Regions from separate parts of the Homo sapiens genome. Here all the other regions are linked to region 3. A link is a contact called in ENCODE Hi-C or POLR2A ChIA-PET data. All regions are on one chromosome and are shown on one strand. The core of a region is the stretch at or near the end of the contact, and the rest is flanking DNA. Distances in the headings are between cores, read along the strand shown.

Region 1 (4,037 bases), core at 633-3,132, 140 kb before region 3:
GCACTCTAGCCTGGGCGACAGAGTGAGGCTCCATCTCAAAAAAAAATTTTGTTTTAAAGATTAAGTTAACCTCGTCACAGTGACTGTGCCACCACATGCACAGGCCTTGCCCACACTCAAGAGAGGGGGTCTTAGAATTCTGCCTGCTACCATGGTCTAGTCTTGGCACACCTTCCTTGACAACATGGAAGCCAGGTCACTACCCAGGCCACCTACAAGGAAGTTCACCATTTGACCTGCCGAACGTGCACAACAAACTTTTTTTCTCTTTCTTGAGACAGGGTCTCACTCTGTCGCCCAGGCTGGAGTGCAGTGGAACAATCTTGGTATACTGCAACCTCTGCCTCCCGGGCTCAAGCGATCCTTCTGTCTCACCCTCCCGAGTAGCTGGGACCACAAGCATGCACCACCATGCCCAGCTCTGGCTAATTTTTTGTATTTTTGGTAGATATTTTTGTATTTTTGTTTCACTGTGGTGCCCAGGTCAGTTTCGAACTCCTGACCTCAAGTGATCCCCTGGCCTCCAAAAGTGCTGGGATGACAGATGTGACCCACCACGCCCAACCAAGTATTGGATAACTTTTTAGTTTCTTTTTCTTCCTCCTTTACTTCCGCTCAGGGGTCTAGGTCTGAGTCAGGGCTTGAGGGTGTCCCCATGGGGGCTGGTGTTACCCAGGACACTGCAGCGGCTAGCAGGGCTTGGCTGGGCTGGCGAATGAGGGCCCCACTTCTCTTTTTTGTACAGGGAAGGGACCGAGGATCTGAGTGACATCTGTAGGTCAGAGGGCATGCTGACCTTGAAAGCAAGGTGGGAATGGAGTTCTATGAGCTGAGGAGTCCCAGCTGGCTCGCATTCTAGAGAAGCGCCATAAAGGGAGTCTATTCATTAGCCCCAGGGAGAGAGCCTCCCGCTCCCTCCCTCCCCGCCCCCCACCCCACCCCACCCTTAGGAGCTGCTCACCTTCCCCTCGCCTGGGGCACACACCTGCTTCTCCAGGGACCAGACCTGAAGTGCAGGAAGGAGCCCCGCGGCCTTCTGTTACCGCAGCGCTCTGCCTGCCATCGTTGAATGTGTGGACTCTTTGGTTGCTTTCATAAATTCTGTTTTATTTCCTCATCATGTTTGCTGAAAGCTTGAATGTATCCACTTGGCTGTTTTCCAAGTATTCTCATGTGCATTTTAAGAGTCTCCTGTCTTTAAAATAATGTGGAGGCAGCTCTGAATATACTAAAACCATTGAATTGTACCCTTCAGATGGGTGATTTTGTGGTATGTGAATTTTATTTCAATGAAGCTGTTAACAGAAATAGTACAGAGTCCGTACTGTTGTGTTTTCTGGAGCACCTGGAGTCCCCTCTGTCCCTGGCCATCCCTCCTTCCCCACACCTCACCCCTGTACCTCACCTTCCCCACCCCCCTGCCTCACCCCTGCACCTCACCCTCCCCACGCTTCCCGTATCAGGGAGCTTCTTAAACACAGAATGGGGTGTTAAGATGATTGGAGGGCAGCAGCCTATTGGAATCCCGATGAACGTGGAAAGGTGTCAGGGAGGGGTAGCTGTGGTGTGGAGGAGCCCCACATTTTCGTCCCTGTCTTGTCACAAAGAAGGAGCCCATCGCTGTGATTAGAAGGACTTAGGCCGGGCATGGTGGCTCACACCTGTAATCCCAGCACTTTGGCAGGCTGAGGCAGGTGGATTACCTGAGGTCAGGAGTTCAAGACCAGCTGGCCAACATGGAGAAACCCCGTCTCTACTAAAAATACAAAAAATTAGCCAGGCATGGTGGTGTGTGCCTATAATCCTAGCTCCTTGGGAGGCTGAGGCAGGAGAATTGTTTGAACCAGGGAAGCGGAGGTTACAGTGACCCGAGATCACACCATTGCACTCCAGTCTGGGCGACAGAGCAAGACTCTCTCTCAAAAACAAACAAAGGAAAAAAACAAACAAAAAGGCCGGGGCTCGGTGGCTCATGCCTGTAATCCCAGCACTTTGGGAGGCCGAGGCGGTGGATTGCCTGAGGTCAGGAGTTGGAGACCAGCCTGGCTAAGATAGTGAAACCCCATCTTTACTAAAAATACAAAAATTAGCTGGGCGTGATGGCAGGCGCCTGTAATCCCAGCTACTCGGGAGGCTGATGAGGGAGAATCATTTGAACCTCGGGAGGGCAGATGTTGCAGTGAGTTGAGATCGCGCCACTGTACTCCAGCCTGGGCGACAAGAGTGAAACTCCTTAAAAAAATAAAAAGGAAACAAACAAACAAACAAAAAATCAGCTGGGCATAGTGGTGGGGGCCTGTAGTCCCAGGTACTTGGGAGGCTGAGGCAGGAGAATTGCTTGAACCTGGGTGGCTGATATTGCAGTGAGGCAAGATCATGCCACTGCACTCCAGCCTGGGTGATAGAGTGAGACTCCATCTTAAAAAAGGAAACAAAAAAAAGCCACAAAGAAGGACTTAGAATTGGGTGCTAAGCAGGCCTCTTCCTACTGATAGGTGGACACATCTATTTCTTTATTATTATTATTATTATTATTTTTGAGACAGAGTCTTGCTCTGTTGCCCAGGCTGGAGTGCGGTGGCATGATCTCGGCTCACTGCAAGCTCCGCCTCCCCTGTTCACGCCATTCTCCTGCCTCAGCATCCCGAGTAGTTGGGACTACAGGCGCCCGCCACCACGCCCGGCTAATTTTTTGTATTTTTAGTAGAGATGGGGTTTCACCATGTTAGCCAGGATGGTCTCGATCTCCTGACCTCGTGATCTGCCCGCCTCGGCCTCCCAAAGTGCTGGGATTACAGGCGTGAGCCACCGCGCCTGGCCTATTTCTTTATTTTTTAATTTTTTTTTATTTTTTATTTTTGAGACGGAGTCTCGCTCTGTTGCCCAGGCTAGAGTGCAGTGAGCGATCTTGGCTCACTGCAAGCTCCACCTCCCGGGTTCAAGTGATTCTCGTGCCTCAGCATCCCGAGTAGTTGGGACTACAGGCGCCCGCCACCACGCCCGGCTAATTTTTTGTATTTTTAGTAGAGATGGGGTTTCACCATGTTAGCCAGGATGGTCTCGATCTCCTGACCTCGTGATCTGCCCGCCTCGGCCTCCCAAAGTGCTGGGATTACAGGCGTGAGCCACCGCGCCTGGCCTATTTCTTTATTTTTTAATTTTTTTTTATTTTTTATTTTTGAGACGGAGTCTCGCTCTGTTGCCCAGGCTAGAGTGCAGTGAGCGATCTTGGCTCACTGCAAGCTCCACCTCCCGGGTTCAAGTGATTCTCGTGCCTCAGCCTTCTGAGTCGCTGGGACTACAGGTGCCCGCCACCACGCCTGGCTAAATTTTTGTATTTTTAGTAGAGACAGGGTTTCTCCGTGTTAGCCAGGATGGTCTCAATCTCCTGACTTCGTGATCCACTCGCCTTGGCCTCCCAAAGTGTTGGGATTACAGGTGTGAGCCACCATGCCCGGCCTGGCCACATCTATTTCTGATGGATAAAAGTGGATTCCTGAATATGTGATATGCCTCTCTGGGGACCTGTGGAATGACATTTTGCATGTCAGACCAGCACAGTGCTTTTATTCTAGACTTTTCTAAACCTTCCCCTCTAAACCAGGGAAAGCGAGTCGGTTCCCCGGTTCCTCATCATGGGTAATCAGAACAGATCTCTGATTTAGGAAGTTGGTTTTTTTTTTTTTTTTTTTTTGAAGCAGAGTTTTGCTCTTGTTGCCCAGGCTGGAGTGCAGTGGCGCGATCTTGGCTCACTGCAACCTCTGCCCCCTGGGTTCAAGCGATTCTTCTGCCTCAGCCTCCCCAGTAGCTGGGATTACAGGCGCCTGCCACCACGCCCAGCTAATTTTGTATTTTTTTTTAAGTAGAGGCGGGGTTTCACCATGTTAGCCAGGCTGGTCTCGAACTCCAGAGCTCAGGCAATCTGCTCACCTCGGCCTTTCAAAGTTCTGGGATTACAGACGTGAGCCACCACACCCGGCCAAGGAAGCTATTTTTGTACTTCAAACAGAAAAACTGAGCTGCCAGTGAGCACATTT
Region 2 (3,777 bases), core at 120-2,619, 220 kb after region 3:
ACCGTTCCAGGGCCTGGCCTGCGCCCACAGGGAACTCCTGCCATGCGGGCCCCTTCTCACAAGGGGACACCGCCCACCCCCAACCCCTGGGGCCCAGAGCAGCCCCAGAACAGACACAAGCATCCCAAAAAGGGGGTCACTGGGGTAGATGCACACATCTGGGGACCCTGTGTGTCATCCCAAGTGGGCCATAGCCCTGGGCATCTGGTCTTAGGTCCCAGGGCTTTGCCAGCAGAAGCCTCCAGGTGTGCAGGGTCTGTGCTAGAGGCCTCCAACCGGCCACCATGGGCTGTCCACCCGTGTGGCAGCACCCGGGTCCCTGCAGCGCCTGAGACTCCTCGCACTCAGTGGACAGCAGAGCGCCCCTGAGCAGCCTCGGTATCTGCAGATGCACAAGGCTGGCTGGGGCAGAAGCAGGGGAGGGAGGGGCTCTGAGGAAGGCGCCTGCGTCCCCACAGATCAATCACTTGATGTTTGACATGACCTGCAAACGTTTTATTTGCAAAATACAGAGAGTAGACGACAGGAAGTAGCGGCTTACACCTGTAATCCCAGCACTTATGGAGGCCAAGGCGGGAGGATCCCTTGAGCTCAGGAGTTGGAGACCAGCCTGGACAACAAAGTGAGACCCTGTCTCTACAAAAAAATACAAAAATTAGCTGGGTGTGGTGGTGCGCACCTGTGGTCCCAGCTATTGGAGAGGCTGAGGTGGGAGGATTGCTTGAGCCTGGGAGGTGGAAGCTGCAGTGAGCTGAGATAATGTCACTGCACTCCAGCCTGGGCAACAGAGTGAGACTCTGTCTCAAAAAAAGTTGAGGCCGGGCATGGTGGCTCACATATGTAATCCCAGCACTTTGGGAGGCCAAAGTGGGCAGACCACCTGGCCAACATGGTGGAAACCTGTCTCTACTAAAAATACAAAAATTAGCCAGGGGTGGTGGCCTGCGCGCCTGTAGTCCCAGTTACTCGGGAGGCTGAGGCAGGAGAATCACTTGAACCCAGGAGGTGGAGGTTGCAGTGAGCCGAGATCATGCCATTGCACTCCAGCCTGGGCAACAGAGGGAGACTCCATCTCAAAAAAAAAAAAAAAAAAAAAAAAAAAATGTTTGGGCCGGGGGCGGTGGCTCACGCCTGCAATCTCAGCACTTTGGGAGGCGGAGGCAGGCGGATCACGAGGTCAGGAGGTTGAGACCATCCTGGCCAACACGGTGAAACCCTGTCTCTACTAAAAAAAATATACAAAAAAATTAGCCAGGTGTGGTGGCGGGCGCCTCTAGTCCCAGGTACTCGGGAGGCTGAGGCAGGAGAATGGCGAGAACCCGGGAGGCGGAGCTTGCAGTGAGCCGTGATCGCGCCGCTACACTCCAGCTTGGGTGACAGAGCGAGACTCCGTCTCAAAAAACAAAACAAAACAAAACAAAACAAAAACAAGTTTGGAGCCACGCGGCCACAAGCCTCTTAAGGACGCCTGGAGCTCCCAGAGCCCCCAGGAGCTCAAAGAGGCAGGAAGGGTCCTCCCTATAGCCTCTGGAGGGATCGTGGCCCCCATTACCTTTTCAAAATGTCACCTCTCCCCGCGGTGTGACCCTCGAAAGCTAGACGTGCCCAGGAGGCAGCAGCCCAGGCCCCGCACCTTCCCTCCCGCTCCCTCTGGCCGCCGGGCCTCAGCCAGCGCTGCTCCCTGACCCGCCTGTGCCCTCGCCAGGGCCCCTCGCCGCCGCCTCCTGCCGCCTCCCGATATGGCCAAACACCCGGGCGCGAGCCCCGCGTGCAGGCGCCGGGCCTGGGCCCCTGTGGCCGTCCCGCCAGCGGCCGTCTTCTGTCCCTGCATTTAGAGAAGGGGGATGGCAAAGGGACCCGCCAGCGGATCCCTCTTACAGGTGGGGAAACTGAGGTAAGACGGTCAGGGCTGGCCCCAGGGCGTGGCGGGCCCTCGGGGCAGTCGCCCAGACCACCCGGACGGCCCCGCTCGCAGCCTTCGCCCGCCCCGGCCAACTTTTCAACCGACCGTCGCGCGCCGTTTACTTCCGCCTTGGGAGATAATTTCCGGGTCCCGGCAGGAAAGGGTCAGCCGCGCACGGTGGCCGCCCGCGTGACGTCAGCGCTCGTCGCAGCCATCTTGGCTCCTGGCAGCGGCTGCCCAGGCCTCGGTCGTGGGCTGGGCGGCCATGTTGGAGTCGGGCAGGGCTCTCATATCCGGTCACTCTCCACTGGCGATGATCGATTGCATTTGACGGACGCGACGCTGGTCGAGAGTCGCTCGCGTTGCTCGACGTTTTCTGCAACTCCAGGACCGTAAAATATCTCGAAGACGGCGAAAGTCGCAGACCCCTGCAGAATCAGATGATCCAGAAGGATGCCCGCTGTCTTTTTGGTCCATTTCAGTTGTAAACCAAGAAGTAGCCGGGACAGGCCTCGGTGGGCTTCGGAGCGTGGCTCGGCAAGGTCGAGGTCGCGCCTGGGGGGACAGGTCGATGCCTTTCTCCAGAGATGGTTTTGAGGCCTCCGTATTTAAAGGGGGAAAGCGGGCTGCGGGGTAAGGAAGGCTCCGGTCCTGTTTCTGAGCCCACGGTGGGAAGAGAAAAGGAGGGGCGGGGGGTGGGGGGCTGGGGTCGCCGATGATGCGTCCGCAAGATGAGGGCAATGGAGAGTGAGATCTGACCTCGCGTCTGTAGTTACCTGCCCAACAACACAGGGAGAGGCAGTAACTTGACCGGCTCCGTCTTCGGCTTCGTTCTGTCCTTTTGGCAGCCTGAATTGGGGTCCTGAGCTTTTACTTTCACACCGTCCTCCACAGTTTCCTAAATGGGATCTGGAATGCTTCTTCCCTGGCACGCCTGTGAGATCTGAGGCAGAAGCCAGTGTACAGAAACAGGTGTCGCATCAGTAGGCATTCTCCAGAGGCCGACCAATATATTGGAGAGACGGATTAATAGACGGATGATAGTGGGTTTGTCAGGGGAATTGGCCCATGCGGTTAGGGAGGCCGAGAAGTCCCGGGAGGGATGCCATCTGCAAGCCGGAGACCTGGGATGCTGGCAGCCTGGCTCGGTCCAAGTCAGGAAACGGAAGAACCAGGGGAGCTAAAGGTGTGACTCAGGCCAGGGCTGAAAGCTGAGAATCCAAGGAGCCGCTGGTGTTAAGTCCTGGAGTCCCAAGGCTGGGGGCCCTGTCCAAGGGCAGGAGGAGGAAGAGAGAGTCCCAGCGCCAGGAACAAGAGCAGAACTTCTTTTCCCTCTTTTTTTTTTTTTTTTTGACAGAGTCTCGCTCTGTCTCCTAGGCTAGAGACAGAATGCAGTGCAGTGGCACGACCTCAGCTCACTGCAGCGTTCACCTCCCAGGTTCAAGCGAGTCTCCTGCCTCAGTCTGCAGAGTAGCTGGGACTACAGGTGCATGCCACCATGCCTGGCAATTTGTTTTGTATTTTTTAGGAGAGATGGGGTATCACCATGGCCAGGCTAGTCGCGAACTCCTGACCTCAAGTGATCCGCCTGCCTCAGCCTCCCAAAGTGCTGGGATTACAGGCGTGGACCATCGTGCCCAGCCCCTTTTTGTTCTATCTGGGCCCCCAGGCGATTGATGGTATCCGCCCCCATGGAGGGTCTTCCCCTTGGTCCCCCGACCCCCAGGCAGGCTCCTCTGGAAACCCCCTCGCAGACACACCCAGAAGCAGCGCCTTATGAGGTCTCTAGGGATCCCTTCACCCAGCCAAGTAGGTGCTTGAGATGACCCACGGCAGGTCGGACATCTCCCTCCTCGTCCACTAGGACAGTGTCT
Region 3 (3,983 bases), core at 285-2,784:
AGAAAAAACTGGTGCGTCGATGTGGTCGCCGCTTAGTCAGGCCATGTCTTCAGCTCTGGGGGACGGGAGGTCACTGGAGGTGTGGGGCTGCCCGTCCTGGCGTCCCTCTGTGTAAGCAGCACCTGCTCCCGGAGGCACAGCCCTGGTCGGGGCCCCTCTGGAGGAGGGTTCTTGCCGGGCTCTGCTCCTCGCCGGCGGGGCAGACGTGACGGGCTCCGCACCCGGTCTGGAGAGGGCTGCGCTGGGTCGGCGCTGACGTTACTGCTTTTACTTACGACTGTAACAGCGCTACTGAACGCAGAGCACGTATCACAAAGCTCACCCGTTCCGAGTGAGTAACTTCACCGAGAGAGGCAGGACCATCCCCACGACGGTAGGACCTTCTCGTCACCCCAGAAAGAACCACGTGCCCACTCAACCCCCGACCCCACGCCGGGGCCCGCGGACGCAGCCGCCTCGCTCGCCCACGCACCTGCGGCAGCCGGGCCCGGCAGGGACGAGGGCTCGGCGGCGCCCCCGGGAAGAGCGCGGTCCGGGCCCTGGGTCCCCGTCCAGGAGGCGCCGCTGCCGCAGTGAGCACGTCGGGCCGGGTCTTGAGCTCGCGCCGGCCGCGCTCCCCGCGTCCCGAGCTGTGGCGGCCGCGTCCCCGGGCGGAAGGCTCACGCTCGGTGACGCCGCGCTGTCCCAGAACCTCAGCGACTTTGCAGACTCACTGGTGACCCAACGGTGCGCCCCGCCGCCGCCGGGCGGAAGTCCCGCCCCTGCCCCGGAGAGGAAGTTCCGCCTCATCGAGCGCCGATTGGCCGCACCGCCTTAGAGAGGACGCGCCCGGGGCCACCCCGCCGCTCCCTCCGAGGGTTCTGCGGAAGCAGGCGGCACAGCCTGCGAGGGGCTTTCGTTTCCCGGACTCAGCCGCATCGCCTCGGCTCGGGCGCGCCTGCATCCTGCCGCCCGTCCGCGCGTTGAAGGGGCGGATACAAACAACGTGGACTTCCGAGCCCCTGATTGGCGAGCGTGTAGGAAAGGGGCGGGGTTAGCAGAGCCGTGATGGACATGCAAGCGACCCAATGGCGCCGGCGACGGGGCGGGCGAGGACAACGGCGTTGTGGGCCGGGGGCGGGGCGGCCGGCGGCTCTGGGATTTCTCTGGGAGGCAGCCGCAGGGAAGGGAATGATCTTGGTGAACTTATAATCGAACCAATGGTTCCGGGAAAGCAGGAGGCGAGTGGCCAATGGCGACGGCGATGAGGCAGGCGTCCGCTGTCTCCGCAACGCCGTGTGGGAAAGGCGGGGGAGGGGCGGTCATGACAGACGTGCAGACAGGCCAATGGCTGAGGGAAGGAGGGCGGCGGGCGACCTCTGGTGACTACGGGAAGGCAGGGCGGGGTGGTGAAGAGGCGGTGCGACCGGAGGTCTGGCGGCGCCGTGTGGAACGCCGTGAGGGCGGGGAAGTCGTGACGGACGGGCGGGTGGGCCAATGGGCTCGGGAGGGCGGGCGAAGGGTGGCCAATGGCGGCGGCGCGGCCGGGGGTGGGGCGGCGCGGCGGCCCTGGTGGTGCGGGAAGCGGCGGGGCGGCGGCGAGGCTGAGGTGCGCCCGGGCGCGGGCGGGGCGGGGCCGGCGCTGGGCTTCGGGCGCGCCCACTCGGCCGCCGTGGGGCGGACGCAACGGGCGCAGGTGCGGGGCGCGGGCTCTCTCACGCCGCGGCCTCACCCGGCGGTGCTTCGGCAGGCGGCCGGCGCGGGGCGCAGGCGGCGCGGCCATGGGCTCGCAGGGCAGTCCGGTGAAGAGCTACGACTACCTGCTCAAGTTCCTGCTGGTGGGCGACAGCGACGTGGGCAAGGGCGAGATCCTGGAGAGCCTGCAGGACGGCGCGGCAGAGTCCCCGTACGCCTACAGTAACGGTAAGGCCCGGCCCGCGGCGCGCGCTGCTACGCGGGGCCCGAGCCCGGCGAGCTGGGCACGGAGCTCGCCCTCGGCCCGGCCCTTCCAAGCGCCGCCGAACGTTCCCAGGAACGCCTTTGCCTGGCTTCCAGACTCGGTAGCTCGGTGGCTGCGGGGTGCCCGTGCTCCAGTCCCGAGGTGACGCCGGGGGGCAGGAGGACGGACCAGAGGGACGCGCCCAGCGGGGACGGTGCCATGGACCCGGGGTCTGGGGGACGGTGTCACGGGTCCGGGATCTCAGGGGAAGGTGTCATGGGTCCGGGATCTGGAGCCCAGGGGAAGGTGTCATGGGTCCTAGAGAAGGTGTCATGGGCCTGGGGAAGGTGTCATGGGTCTAGGATCATCTGGGGTCCGAGGGAAGGTGTCATGGGCTCGGGGGAAGGTGTCGTGGGCCGGAGGGAAGGTGTCATGGGTGCAGGATCTGGGGTCTGGGAGAAGGTGTCATAGGTCCGAGGGAAGGTGTCATGGGTCCAGGATCTGGGGTCCGGGGAAAGATGTCATGGTCCCGGTAGAAGGCGTCATGGGCCAAAAGGAAGGTGTCATGGGTCTAGGATCATCTGGGGTCCGAGGAAAGGTGTCATAGATCTGGGGGAAGGCATCATGGTCCTAAGGGAAGCTGTCATGGGTCTGGGATCATCTGGGGTCCGAGGGAAGGTGTCATAGATCTGGGGAAAGGTGTCATGGGTCTGGGATCTCAGGGGAAGGTGTCATGGGCCTAAGGGAAGGTGTCATGGTCTGGGATCTCAGGGGAAGGTGTCATGGGTCTAGGATCATCTGGGGTCTGAGGGAAGGTGTCATAGATCTGGGGGAAGGCATCATGGTCCTAAGGGAAGGTGTCATGGGTCTGGGATCATCTGGGGTCCGAGGGAAGGTGTTATAGATCTGGGGAAAGGTGTCATGGGCCCGGGGAAGGTGTCACGGACCCAGGTCTGGTGGCAGGTGCTGCTGGGCTGCTCTTGGGACCCTGTCTCGAGCGTGCACAGATGACAGGTCCTTATAGGCACGCTGTTCCCCTGAGGTATTTGCTTACTGCTGAGGGAGTCAACGCTTTGTGCTAGAAGAAAATACCTCTGTAATGAGTTACTGAACATTTGTTTTGTTTTGTTTTCTTTTCTTTTCTTTCTTTTTTTTTTTTTTGAGACGGAGTCTCACTCTGTCGCCAGGCTGGAGTGCAGTGGCACAATTTCAGCTCACTGCAACCTCCGCCTCCTGGGTTCAAGCGATTCCCCTGTCTCAGCCTCCCGAGTAGCTGGGACTACAGGTGTATGCCACCACGCCCGGCTAATTTTGTTGTGTGTATTTTAGTAGAGACGGGGTTTCAGCATGTCGGCCAGGATGGTCTCAATCTCCTGACCTCATGATCTGCCCACCTCGGCCTCCCAAAGTGCTGGGATTACAGACGTGAGCCACTGCGCCTGGCCTGAACGTTTGTTTTTAACTTCCAGTGGCATGGCTAAAATACACTAGATAGGTGGCATCACTGGGGCTTGCCTGCCTGAGCATGCCTCTTAATTTAGGTGGTTAACAGAGTGAGTGAGACGGTGTGGTCCTCATCCCCTCTCATGGGGGCCTGGACCCAGCCGAATGGGATGTGGCCCCAGATGAACTGGGAGCAGTCAGCATCCAGCCTCCCCAGAGTCCATCTGCGCTTCAGGGAATGCCATCTACGCTGGCGAACTTACCTCTCCTGGTCCCTGCCCTCTCCCCTTGCTTTGTTTCTTGGGCTCTTGTCCGTCCTGTCTGACTGCCCTGAGCGTCTGCTATTTGCTGAATTGTCTGCCTTTGGCTGCTGAGAGTGTGGGCGCAGCATCCCCCACTCTCTCAACTCGGGGGTTGGCAGAGCGTGGGATTACCTGGACTGAGGCTGAGCGCGCTTCCTCCTGGCATGGCTTCAGCAGTGGGCAGCAGCACCGGGGGCTCTGGAAGCTTGTGCTCCTGGCTTCAGCCTGGAGGAGGGGTTGGAAAGGGCCAGGGAGGAAGAGCTCTGTGTCCATTTTGAGGTGGGGGAAGTGTAAGGCCCACTGGGGCATTGGGGGCTCAC

Evidence for each region. A loop is a pair of places that touch in the nucleus more often than their neighbours do. ChIA-PET counts read pairs that join two places held with the same protein, here RNA polymerase II (POLR2A). Pooled maps may share reads with other maps.
Region 1: a pooled map shows a loop between it and region 3 (2.9-fold over the local background). The contact joins the enhancer-like site here to the promoter of RAB40C in region 3. A Hi-C loop is called at or near these places in 2 of 50 pooled maps. POLR2A ChIA-PET finds 5 or more read pairs at or near these places in 2 of 52 experiments (BJ and Caco-2).
Region 2: a loop to region 3 is called in a map of CD8-positive, alpha-beta T cell, with 4 times the contacts of the local background. The contact joins the enhancer-like site here to the promoter of RAB40C in region 3. A Hi-C loop is called at or near these places in 1 of 168 maps with a recorded cell type or tissue (CD8-positive, alpha-beta T cell), 2 of 37 single-sample maps with no recorded cell type and 9 of 50 pooled maps. POLR2A ChIA-PET finds 5 or more read pairs at or near these places in 1 of 52 experiments (GM12878).

The regions. Positions count from the first base shown.
Region 1 is chr16:449,914-453,950 of GRCh38, forward strand. All of the region lies in intron 1 of RAB11FIP3 (RAB11 family interacting protein 3), which reads left to right. Among named protein-coding and RNA genes, the nearest start is that of RAB11FIP3, 26 kb to the left of the region's middle. Within about 2 kb of position 1,883, at least 3 of the 41 ENCODE cell types and tissues checked have a DNase peak (open chromatin) inside an H3K27ac peak, as active enhancers do.
Region 2 is chr16:805,767-809,543 of GRCh38, forward strand. No RefSeq gene overlaps it. Among named protein-coding and RNA genes, the nearest start is that of GNG13, 6.9 kb to the left of the region's middle. RefSeq lists a silencer at 1,782-1,991 and an enhancer at 2,072-2,301. Within about 2 kb of position 1,370, at least 33 of the 41 ENCODE cell types and tissues checked have a DNase peak (open chromatin) inside an H3K27ac peak, as active enhancers do; they include CD8-positive, alpha-beta T cell and GM12878, where a contact is called at or near this core.
Region 3 is chr16:588,532-592,514 of GRCh38, forward strand. It overlaps RAB40C (RAB40C, member RAS oncogene family), which reads left to right and starts at 1,535. Exons shown (of 6, transcript NM_021168.5): 1 at 1,535-1,902. The coding sequence starts at 1,761. RefSeq lists enhancers at 1-55, 178-1,051 and silencers at 396-705, 1,026-1,085, 1,096-1,145, 1,216-1,335, 1,426-1,745.